Regions from separate parts of the Homo sapiens genome. Here region 2 is linked to region 1. Evidence: chromatin loops called from intact Hi-C (ENCODE). Cell type or tissue: PC-9. All regions are shown on one strand. Each heading gives the region's core, and the rest is flanking DNA. Links, peaks and the distances in the headings are about the cores only.

What was found. Hi-C counts contacts between places; a loop is a spot of excess contacts. Peaks named below come from ENCODE experiments on the same cell type or tissue, not always from the same donor. Only the 100,000 strongest peaks of a DNase experiment are listed, where the experiment ranks them.
Region 2: it touches region 1 in a loop (5-fold over the local background); 11 of 110 quality-filtered maps call a loop at or near these places.

The regions. Positions count from the first base shown.
Region 1 is chr11:71,297,276-71,302,649 of GRCh38, forward strand. No RefSeq gene overlaps it. Among named protein-coding and RNA genes, the nearest start is that of SHANK2, 47 kb to the left of the region's middle. RefSeq lists enhancers at 1,628-2,827, 3,912-4,569. In PC-9, for the core only: no CTCF peak of the experiment used is centred there; a DNase peak (open chromatin) is centred at 2,176; H3K27ac peaks cover 2,663 bases.
Region 2 is chr11:71,238,263-71,243,636 of GRCh38, forward strand. The region is part of intron 1 of SHANK2 (SH3 and multiple ankyrin repeat domains 2); the gene reads right to left. Among named protein-coding and RNA genes, the nearest start is that of SHANK2, 12 kb to the right of the region's middle. In PC-9, for the core only: no CTCF peak of the experiment used is centred there; DNase peaks (open chromatin) are centred at 2,829 and 3,189; H3K4me3 peaks cover 1,558 bases; H3K27ac peaks cover 2,887 bases.

The DNA of each region.
Region 1 (5,374 bases), core at 125-5,124:
GGCTGAAGTGCAGTGGCGGTATCAGGGCTTGGCTCATGCAGCCTCAGACTCCTGGGTTCAAGGGATCCTCCCACCTCAGCCTCCTGAGTAGCTGGGACCATAGGCATGCACCACTACACTTGGCTAATTTTTCTTTTTTTGTGGAGATGGGGGTCTCACTATGTTGCCCAGGTTGTTCTTGAACTCCTGGGCTCAAGTGATCCTCCCTTCTCAAGTCTCTCAAAGTGCTGGAATTACATGCATGAGCCACTGCGCCTGGCTTCAGGAGATCTTTAGGGCAGTGTAATGATTCTGTTTAATACTGTAATGGTGAAGACATGTCATTGTAACGTTTGTCCAAACCCACAGAATGTGCAACCCTGAGAGTGATCCCTAATGTAAACTATGGACTTTAAGTGACGATGTGTCCATGTAGGTTCATCAGTTGTAACCAATGCACCACTCTGGTAGGAATGTTGGCAATGGGGGAGGCTGTACATGTGCGGAGGCGGGGGTATATGGGAACTCTCTTTCTGCTCAATTTAGCTGTGCACATTAAACTGCTCTTAAAACAAGGATGAGCTGTAGTTGAATCTTTTTAAATGCAGGATTCACAGGCAATATGAATTTCAAGTAAGCAATGGATAAATGTTTTAGTGTAAGTATATCCCATGCTATATTTGGGACATACTTATCTTAAACATTTTTTTTGCTGGCAAGCTTACTTTAGAGAGAGATGTAAGAAGAGTCAGAAAATTCAGAGAAGTGGGTGTTGTTTCTTAGTGAACAAGGGGCCAGAGGGTTTGGACCAGTGGTTTCTGGTTCTGAGGAGGGATGTGGCCACCTGACTGCCTCTGCTTCCTCTCCCAGATGGAAGGTGCAGGTCTCTGTTGTATAAAAGGAGGAGGCCAGAGCCCTAGGCTTTGCTTAAAACAGTCTCAGAAATAGGCAGGTCTGCTGTGTTTCCCCATCCAAGGACCCAGTCACACCTCGCTTAGAGGTGGACGGCATCCCCTGGTCCTGTGAGAGCATCCCCTGGTCTGGTGTGGGCACCACAGGCACGGCTGTAGGGGCAGCCCACAGGCCAGGCTTCATGGACGAGCTGCTTCAAGTTACAGCATTTCAGATGCCCTTCGGCACCTGCCGATGTTCTCCGGGACACTGAGGTTTTGGTCGTGGGCATTATGTCAACAGTTTAAAATAGGCATTTTTAGAATCCTGTGATATAATTGCTTTCAGATTCAGCCTTTAAAAAAAGTTTCTTTGAGCCTATGGTGGCTCCAATTCAGAAGAGAACATCTTCTAAGTCACTCCGTGAGACCCACATTTCAGTAGCAGTCTTATGCCATTTCGTTCATTAAACAAGTATTTATTGAGTGCCTGCTGTATGCCAGACACAGTCTGAAGATGCAGCAGGGAACTAGCCACACCCCTGCCCTCAGGAAGCTGACCTTCCAGTGGGGAGACATCAGCAATAGAAGTAAATAATCAATATGCTGGGGACCACCAGGGATGTAAAGAAAGCTGGGTGCGGTAGGCAGGGTACGGCCTCCCAGTGAAGTGTCCAATCCCGGGAGCCTGCGAATATCTTACCTGATGTGGAAAAAGGGGCCATGTAGATGTGACTAGGGCCTTGAGGCGGGGAGATGATCCTGGATTATTTGGATGGGCACGGTGTCATCACAGAGTCCTTAGGATAGGGAGGCGGGGTCCCTGTGGGTAGGAGATGTGGCAACACAAGTGGAAGTCTATTCAGCATGGGACAGAGACTGGAAGATGCTACGCAGCTAGTTTGGCCTCGCAGGTAGGGACCACGAGCCGAGCCAAGGACCACAGGCGGCCGCTAGAAGCCAGACAAGGCAAGGAAACAAGTTCTCCCCGGAGCCTCCAGCAGAACCCAACCCTGATGACCCCTTGATTTTAGCCCAGTGAGACTCCAGACTTTCAGAATTGCTACAGAATAAATGTCTTGTTTGAAGCTACTAAGTTTGTGGTCCTTTGTTGCAGCATCCCCAGGGCACTCCTACGCGAGGTCAGGAAGTGAATTTAATGTTAGTGTAGGGACGGGGGACAGGAAAGTCCTGCCTGACAAGGTGACATTTAAGCGGATGCAGGGTAAAGCGTGGCTTGTTCTGCGGCAGCAGCCACGCTGATCCAGAGCTCAGAGCCCAGCCCAACACTGGGGGACGTGACACAGTGAGGAAGTATGAAGCTCCAGCAGGAACGCCAGCCAGAGGGAGCACCAGGAATGAGTCATGTCAGCCTGGACGTGCCCAGCCCCAAATTCCAGCATAGCTGCTCACCAGCCAGTCACTCGACCTCCCCAAACGTGCTTGTTCTGTTTGTCATCAGTTCAGTGATGTGGCCACAGAATCCGCTCCAAAGGGCCGCGTGGTGGGTTGCGTGGTGACTTCCCGCAGAGGGTACATCCACCCAGGACCTGTGTGTGCGGCCTTGTTTGGAAAAAGGGTCTTTGCAGATGTGATTAAGGAAATGCTGAGGTTATTCTGCATGGGAGCGGCTGTACCTCCAGCGTCCTCATGAGAGAAGAGAAGGGAAGGGCAGAGGACACGGAGGGGATGTGATGGAAACACAGAGCAGACACTGGGGTGATGCATCTACATTCCCAGGAGCATCGTGGATCACCAGCAGGTACCAGATCCCAGAAGAGACAAGGAAGGACCCTCCCCTAGAGCCTCCAGAGGAACCAGCCCTGTGACACCTTGATTTTCGACTTCTGGCCTCCAGCCGGGCGTGGTGGCTCACACCTGCAATCCCAGCAGTTCGGGAGGCTGAGGCAGGTGGATCACTTGTGGTCAGGAGTTTGAGACCAGCCTGGCCAACATGGTGAAACCCCGTCTCTACTAAAAATACAAAAATTAGCCAGATATGGTGACACATGCCTGTAATCCCAGCTACTCAGGAGGCTGAGGCAGGAGAATCGATTGAACCCGGGAGGCAGAGGTTGCAGTGGGCCGAGATTGTGCCATTGCACTCCAGCCTGGGAGACTCCATTTCAGACAAACAAACAAAAAACTGGCCTCCAGAACTGTGACACTAATAGATTTCTGTTGTTTCAAGCCTCCGAGTTTGTGGTTCCCATTTGTTCTGGCAGCTCTAGGAAACTAAAACAAGCTTCGAGGAGGAAAAAGAAAACAAGCATGAAAAGTTCCTATGCACAGGAGGCCCTCACTACGAATTAGCCCTGATTGCTACAAGCCAAGAGCCATTTCTAGAGAACAGACCAAGGAATAAAAATGTGCGCTCTGTTTATCACAACTGGAAAACCAAAGAACAAAAGGGAGAAGTGGCCACCCAGCGCAGATAAAAATATTTAACAATGTTCTATTTCACAATTTTGCCTGGTCTGCTACCCAGACTTGATGATCAATGAGGAGTTTTCTCTTTTTTTTTTTTCCCAACCAAAAAGAACGTGTTGCATAAATTCAGGTTTCCAGGGACCTGAGAAAGGCAGAAAAACAGCCTCTCAAGCTCTCCCCATCAGCCAGGCAGTGGCCTCAGCTTTCCAAACCTCATCAGTGAAACCCTGGGGACGGACTGATGTGGAATAGCCCAGGGAAGGAGGCAGGGGCCTTTTCTAATGACTCTGAAGAAGCCAGGCACAGCTGCTGCCAGGAAAATGAAAGACACAGGTACTGACAATGGAAATTGAATGGAGGTTTTGGAGAAAATGCAGGCAGAAGCAAAGATTTAGGACGTATCTATATCCGAGGTCTTTCCTGGAGAGATGCCTTCTTGGAAGCTGGGTACATCTTCTTACAGAACAAATAGAAGGCTTGCCAGCCTTCTGCTCTCAGCTTCTGAGAATGACTCCATTTGTCACCGCACGCGCTTGTCCCATCTCTGCAGGCAGCTTTGGATGGTGTCCCTCAGGACTCCGTATCTGGCTAATTTTTGTATTTTTAGTAGATACGGGGTTTCACCCTGTTGGCCAGGCTGGTCTTGAACTCCTGACCACAAGTGATCCACCTGCCTTGGCCTCCCGAACTGCTGGGATTGCAGATGTGAGCCACCATGCCCGGCTGGAGGCCAGAAGTTGAAAATCAAGGTGTCACAGGGCTGCTTCCTCTGGAGGCTCTAGGGGAGGGTCCTTCCTTGTCTCTTCTAGAATCTGGTACCTGCTGGTGATCCACGATCCTCCTGGGAATGTAGATGGTGTTTACCAGGGTGCACAGGATAGGGGATAGTGAGAGTCTGAAATCACAGGGCCAGAGTGGAGTTGGAGGGTGACTGGAGGCCCTCTGTCCCTAGAGACCTGGGCCGAGCCAGTTTCCTCACCCGTTAGCCAGGCTGGGTTGCTCGGCGGCCCAGGACACAGCACGACCCCTGCAGGGGCCCAGCTGGGAAACTTCCAGAGCAACCTGCCTACAGGAGGGCAGTGCTGGTCTGACCTGTGTTAAGGAGGGACGGCAGGATGAACTGCCCACCTCGAACAGCCCCTCTTTCCCCGGCGTGTCATGAAAGCCCCTCCTCTGGGGACCCTGTTAGAGTGAACTGCTTCTTCCACAGTTCTTCCAGAACATGCGGCTTATGGCCCCATCACAACACCTGGCATGCTGCTAAGGAGCCGTCAGGAGACAGAAACCACACGGGTATTTCGGCAGCCAGAATTTAATAGAGAAGAATACAGAAGGGATGCTAGCTGGGTGCCAGTGACTTCTCCCCAGCTGATCCACGCACGGTGAGAACTCAGACGTCATGAAGACAACAACAGCAGGACTCAGCCACTCCCACGGAGGTGAGGCTGCCACCATAACAGCAAGGAAGCCAGGAAGTGCAGCCCACAGGGCGTAAACTGAGACTTCCAAGGAGGAAGCGCTGGCTGGCTGGCTAGCTGGGGGGTGTCTCTTGGGGGTGGGGGACACAGGGTCCCTGGTTCGTGAGGGTTGGGAAAATCATAGGCAAGATCCTTTCTGCTATGGGAAGGAAAGAAAAAGAAAGGAGCAGCAGCAGCAGCCGTAGGAGCAGCAGCAGCAGTAGGAGCATGGCCAGAACAGGATCGAGGGACAAAACCTTCCCCATCCAGCCCCGCAGTCCCCTCCAGCATCCCCTGTGCGAGCCAGCCAGGCGCCAAGAACGCCCAGTGTGCAAGGGCAGCTGTGACATGGAGAGGCCAGGGTCACGCACACCCCTTGGGCTGTGCAGCCTCTGTACGCACCCTTCTTCTCCTATTTGCACATCTCTCCAACAGCAAGGCAACTTAAGCTTCTGTCTAACAAGCTGCAAGCATCCTCCACACAAATGAAGATTTTTCTTACCCTCTCCCCCAACTGAGGAGCTGTAGAAGCCATCAGTCATTGTGTCTGTCTTTGGCAGCTGGTCCTAGCACTACCTCTGGGCCATGCCAGATCTTTCTCCTCCTTCTCCTCCTCCT
Region 2 (5,374 bases), core at 326-5,325, 59 kb before region 1:
CCTGACAAGACAGGCACTTTATAGACCCAACAATCCAACACAGATAATGCAAACATCACCACTAATGACAGTAAGAACAGTTGGCGGTACGTGGATGCTTACCATAGTCTCAGCTTTACATAAATTACCTTATTTAATGCTCACAGCTACCTGAGATATGTTAGTACCCTCATTTCAAGGATAAGAAAACCAAGGCCCAGAGAGGCCAACTGGCCTGTCCAAGGTCACACAGCAACACAGCAGAGCTGCTCTGCACCGCAACGTACCACTTACTGAAGCAAGGAAAATGAACCCAACACTCCCCAAAGCCCAAAGATGTCGAGGTAAGAGCGGAGAGGCCAGAGGCCCCTCCTGGCCAGTGCTATGCTCCCTCTGTGGCCCAAATTCTCCAGGCAGATCACCCATCACCACAGCCTAGAGAACAGTGTGCTGAAACACAGTGACACTCAACTCTGCTGGGCAAATGCACTGTCTGTGGCCAGAGCTTGCTCGAGTCAATCAGCAGAAGCGTTGAAGAGCTGGGGCCCTCTGTGTCCTCTCTGTCCCTATGCTGACTGCACCTGCCACAGAGGACTCTCCCCAGAAGAGGAGCTGTCCAGACACACAGTCACAGGGACAGACTTCATTCATGGGAAGATGTAGGGGTGGGTTGCCCCTACACACCTGTGGGTGTTTCTCGTAAGGTGGGACGAGAGATTTGGAAAAGAAAAAGACACAGAGACAAAGTATAGAGAAAGAAATAAGGGGACCCGGGGAACCCAACTCACGGTTTCACAAGCATTTTGTTCACAAATGCTCAGGGGTCTTGAGCAAGGACTGGCTGTCAACAGATGACCGGGAGGGGCCGCCAGGCAGGCCAAGAGGGAGGACTCACTGGAGTGAAGGAGATTAAATGCTCCCATCCCTTTCTGTTCTACTGGTTGTAACACGCAACATGCTACATGGGCTCAAAGCCCCAGCCAATGCACCTCTCTGGAGCTCAGTTTCCCCTTCGGTGAAATGGGCATTAAAATACTCCCAGAGAGCAACTGGTGATTCCATGAGACCATATGCACAAAGCTCCTGGCTCACAGCAGGTACTGAAATGTCCTCCAACAATGTCTGCAGATAATACGTTAATAATGATAATGATGATGACTGACTAAGCTACCTACAAAGATACAGGTCACTCTATGTTATTACTGCACTGTTAATGGTAAAAAAATTTTTTTTTTTGAGACAGGGCCTCACTATGCTGCCCAGGCTGGAGTGCATTGGCACCATCTCAGCTCACAGCAGCCTCGACCTTTCCAGGCTCAGGTGATCCTTCCACATCAGCCTCCCGAGAAGCTGGGACTACAGGCACACACCACCATGCCCAGCTAATACTTGTTTTTTGTTTTGTCTTGTTTTCTAGAGACAGGGTTTTGCTGTATTGCCCAGGCTGGTCTCAAACTGCTCTTAAGCAAGCCACCTACCCACATCGGCCTCCCAGGGTGCTGGGACTACAGGCATGAGCCACCATACCTGGCCAAGAAGTCATTTTTGCCTCTACATGTGGAGTGTCCTGCAGCTGGCTGGATGGTCTGTGACCTCAGAGGCATTTCCTTTCGTTCAGAAAATCACCCAACCCACCCCAGGCCACTAAGCCCACCAGGCACAGGCTACGTCTCGCAGGGCGTCTGCCAGGTGTCTCAGGCAACCACACATCCCCGGGAGCTGGGCAAACACCAGGCAGTGGCCAGAAAGCCGTCTGAATATCCAAGGGTCTCCATGAATGTTCAATAGTAATATGATACTAATTCTAGACTGCTTCTGGTAAGAACCTCGTTCTTCGGGAGAATGAACTCCAGAAGCTATTTAACCAGGCTTGGTCTACAAAGAGCCTGCCACGGGGTACTTGGAGGCTTGTCAGGATAGGGATTCTCGGATCCAGCATAAAACCTGCTGAAAACCCGCTGCGGGACCCAGACACGGTGTATCTTCTCCCGAGGTCCATTGTTCTCCAAGAGGTTTGGACCTGGACTTTCCAGAGCCAGCAGTGCAGAACCCTGATTAATTCTCAATGAGCTCTGGGGTCCTGCCCACACTCGGGTCTCTCTGAGTGACAAGCCGTGACAAGCTGTCCTAGTCCATCTTCTCTCCCTAGCCCCTCTCCTGTTCCTCCAAACAGAGTCTTTGCTGCTAACTCAAAGGAAGCACATCAGCAGGAAGGGGGCTCCCTTCAAGGGTGAGAAGGTGGCGGTGGAGGCGGGGACACTGCAGGCCAGGGGGCCAAGCAAGAAGGGGCAGACCCCAGCCCCTAGAGAATGAAGGTTACAAATCCAGGCTGCCCCATAGCAATATAATTGGAGTCACAAATGTAATTTTAAATTTCCTAGGAGACACATCAAAAAAATAAAATGGGCTGGGCATGGGGGCTCATGCCTGTAAATACCAACACTTTGGGAGGCTGAGGTGGGAGGATCGCTTGAGCTCAGGAGTTTGAGGCCAGCCTGGGCAACACAGGGAGACCCCTCTAAAAAAACAATTAGCCAGGTGTGGTGGTGTGCACCTGTAGTCTGTGTGTCTGTGGTCCCAACTCCTTGGGAGGCTGAGGTGAGAGGATTGCTTGAGCCACGGAGGTCCATTCAGAAAATGGAAAGCTGAGTGGTCGATGAACCGGAACTGGGAGCAGCTTTCTATGAATCAGAGAAAATGCAAGTTAAAAGGAGACACCATTTCCCACGCATTAGACTGGTAAATATCAGGAAATACCAAGTCTTGCTGAGGAGGAGGGGCCCAGGGAGTTCTCACACCATGTGGGTGGGATTGTAACTTGGTACAACCCCTGGGAAAGCAATTTGAGAACACTGGTGAAAGCTAGCTCTGTGCACGGTGAAAGCCCCGGGCTAGGCAACTTCTCCTCTAAGGAGGTACCCGGGGAAGCCCCGCCAGCCCTGCATAGAAGAATGTTCCCTGCAGCACAGTCTGAAAGAACAAGATCCTGAAAACAACCCAAATGTCAACAGGAAGAGAAAGAATAAAATGCGGTTAACCATTCCATAGAATGTATAAACTGAGCTACATGATCAACTCAGGGTGGATTTTTTTAAGTGACTATTAAGGAAACATCAAGGCAAAGCTTCCAGCGAGCGGGAAGTGCCCGGAAGCCCCGCTTCCCCTGCCCCACACAGGCGACCCAAGGCCCCATGGGACAAACAAACACGTACCTTCGCCAGCAACTGCATATGAGATCAGCAAATGACCCATTGCACAATCAGCCTGCGTTTAAGATCATGAGGCAACCGGAAAGCATCTAATCAGTTAATCAGCTACATTTTGCAGGAGACACTCTCCCCCCTGCTACTGTCTCTGGTCCCTGTTTTTCTTGGGATCCAGCTCTAGGCTGGGGCTGAACCCACAAAGATGAGACACCCCCACCAGGTTCCCAGGGAGCAGCACCTTGCCTCACTGGAAGACACCAGACATGGGAAGGAGTCATGTCCCACAATTTCTCCCACACTCAGGGTCACCCCTACTTTCTCCTGAGACCCATGAAGAAAGGTGGGGCCTCCTTCTGTGAGAAAGCAGCCTAGGCTGGAGCGAGTGGGTAAAAGATCTCAGCTTTAGTATCTCAAGACCAGACGGGCCTGGGGCTGGACGCTGCTTTTGAAGGTGTTTTCTAAAAGCAAGGACTCAAGATACTTGCACAACCATGTTCGCAGTAGCATTATTCACAACAGCCAGAGGGTGAAGCCACCCAGGTCCTCAAGGATGGATGAATGTATAAACAAAATGTGGCCCATCCACACAATGGAATATTACTCAGCCACAAAAAGGAAGGAAATTCTGACACACGCTACAACATGGATGAGGCTTGAGAACATTATGCTGAGTGAATTAAGCCAGACTCAAAAAGACAAACACTGCATGATTCCACTTGGATGAGGTCCCTACAGAAGTCAAAGAGACAGAAAACAGACTGGTGGTCGCCAGGGGCTGGGAGAAGGGGGCTGGTTTGCTAGTGTTTAGTGGGGACGTAGTTTCAGTTCTGCAAGCTGAAGAGTTCTACAGATACATGGTGACGATGGCTGCAGAGCACGATGAGCATCCTTAATGCCTCAGAACTACACACCTAAAAATGGTGAAAAGGGTAACTTTTTATGTTATAGGTATTTTGCACAATTTATAAAATGTGCATTGGGAAAAAAAGTGCTCTCAATTTCCACTGAACTCTTCCTGTATCACACACCGCTTCCTTTACCTCCTTTAAGTGTTTGCTCAAGGACCGCTACCTCAATGCAGCTCACCCCGACCATCCTGCTAAAACAGCAGCCCCCCTGGCTCCCAGCCCCCACCAGCAAGCTCTCCTTTCCTCCCACACTACATCACTGCTTATTTATGATCTCCTTTAATTATTGTTTGCTCCCCTGGCGAGGATGTCGACCCTACAAGGGCAGAAATATTTGTCTGTCTGGTTCACTGTTGTATCCCAGAGTCTAGAGCAGCCTAGCAGACACCTGCAGCACATGCCACAAAAGACGGCAGAATACTCATTCTTCTCAAGGGCACGTGGAACATTCTCCAGGAGAGGCCTCATGCCCGGCTATAAAACAGCCTCATTAAACATCAGCAGGACTGAAATTATACAAATAATGTTCTCCAACCACAATAGAATGAAATTCGAAATTTATTTTACAAATGCACAAATATGTGGAAATTAAACAGACATCTAAATAGCCAATGGGTCAGAGAATAAACCACGGGGAAATTGGAAAACACTTTGAAACGAGTGAAAAAGAAGACAAAACACATCAAAACTTATGGAATACAACTAAAGCAGTACTTAAAGGAAATTCAGATCTGTAAATGTCTATGTTAAAAAGAAGAAAAATCTCAAATCAATAACCAAAACCTTCCACCTTGTGAGAGTCAGAAAAAGAACGGGAAACTGAAACTGAGCTAGCAGAAGGAAGGAAATAATAAAGGTTAGGGCTGAAGTTAATGAAATCTAAGCTAGAAAAGCAATAAAGAAAATCAATGAAACTACAAGTTGGTTATTTGAAAAGATCAACGAAATTTACAAACCTGAGCTGAAATGATCAAGAAAAGAAGGGAAGACTCAAATTACCAAACTCAGGAATGAAAGAAGGGACATTATTACCAACTTACAGAATTAAAAGGAGTCAGGCCGGGCGTGGTGGCTGATGCCTGTAATCCCAGAACTTTGGGAGGCTGAGGCGGGCGGATCACGAGGTCAGGAGATCAAGACCATCCTGGCTAGCACGGTGAAACCCCGTCTCTACTAAAAATACAAAAAAATTAGTTGGGCCTGGTGGTGGGCGCCTGTAGTGCCAGCTACTCGGGAGGCTGAGTCAAGAGAATGGTGTAAGCCCGGGAGGCGGAGCTTGCA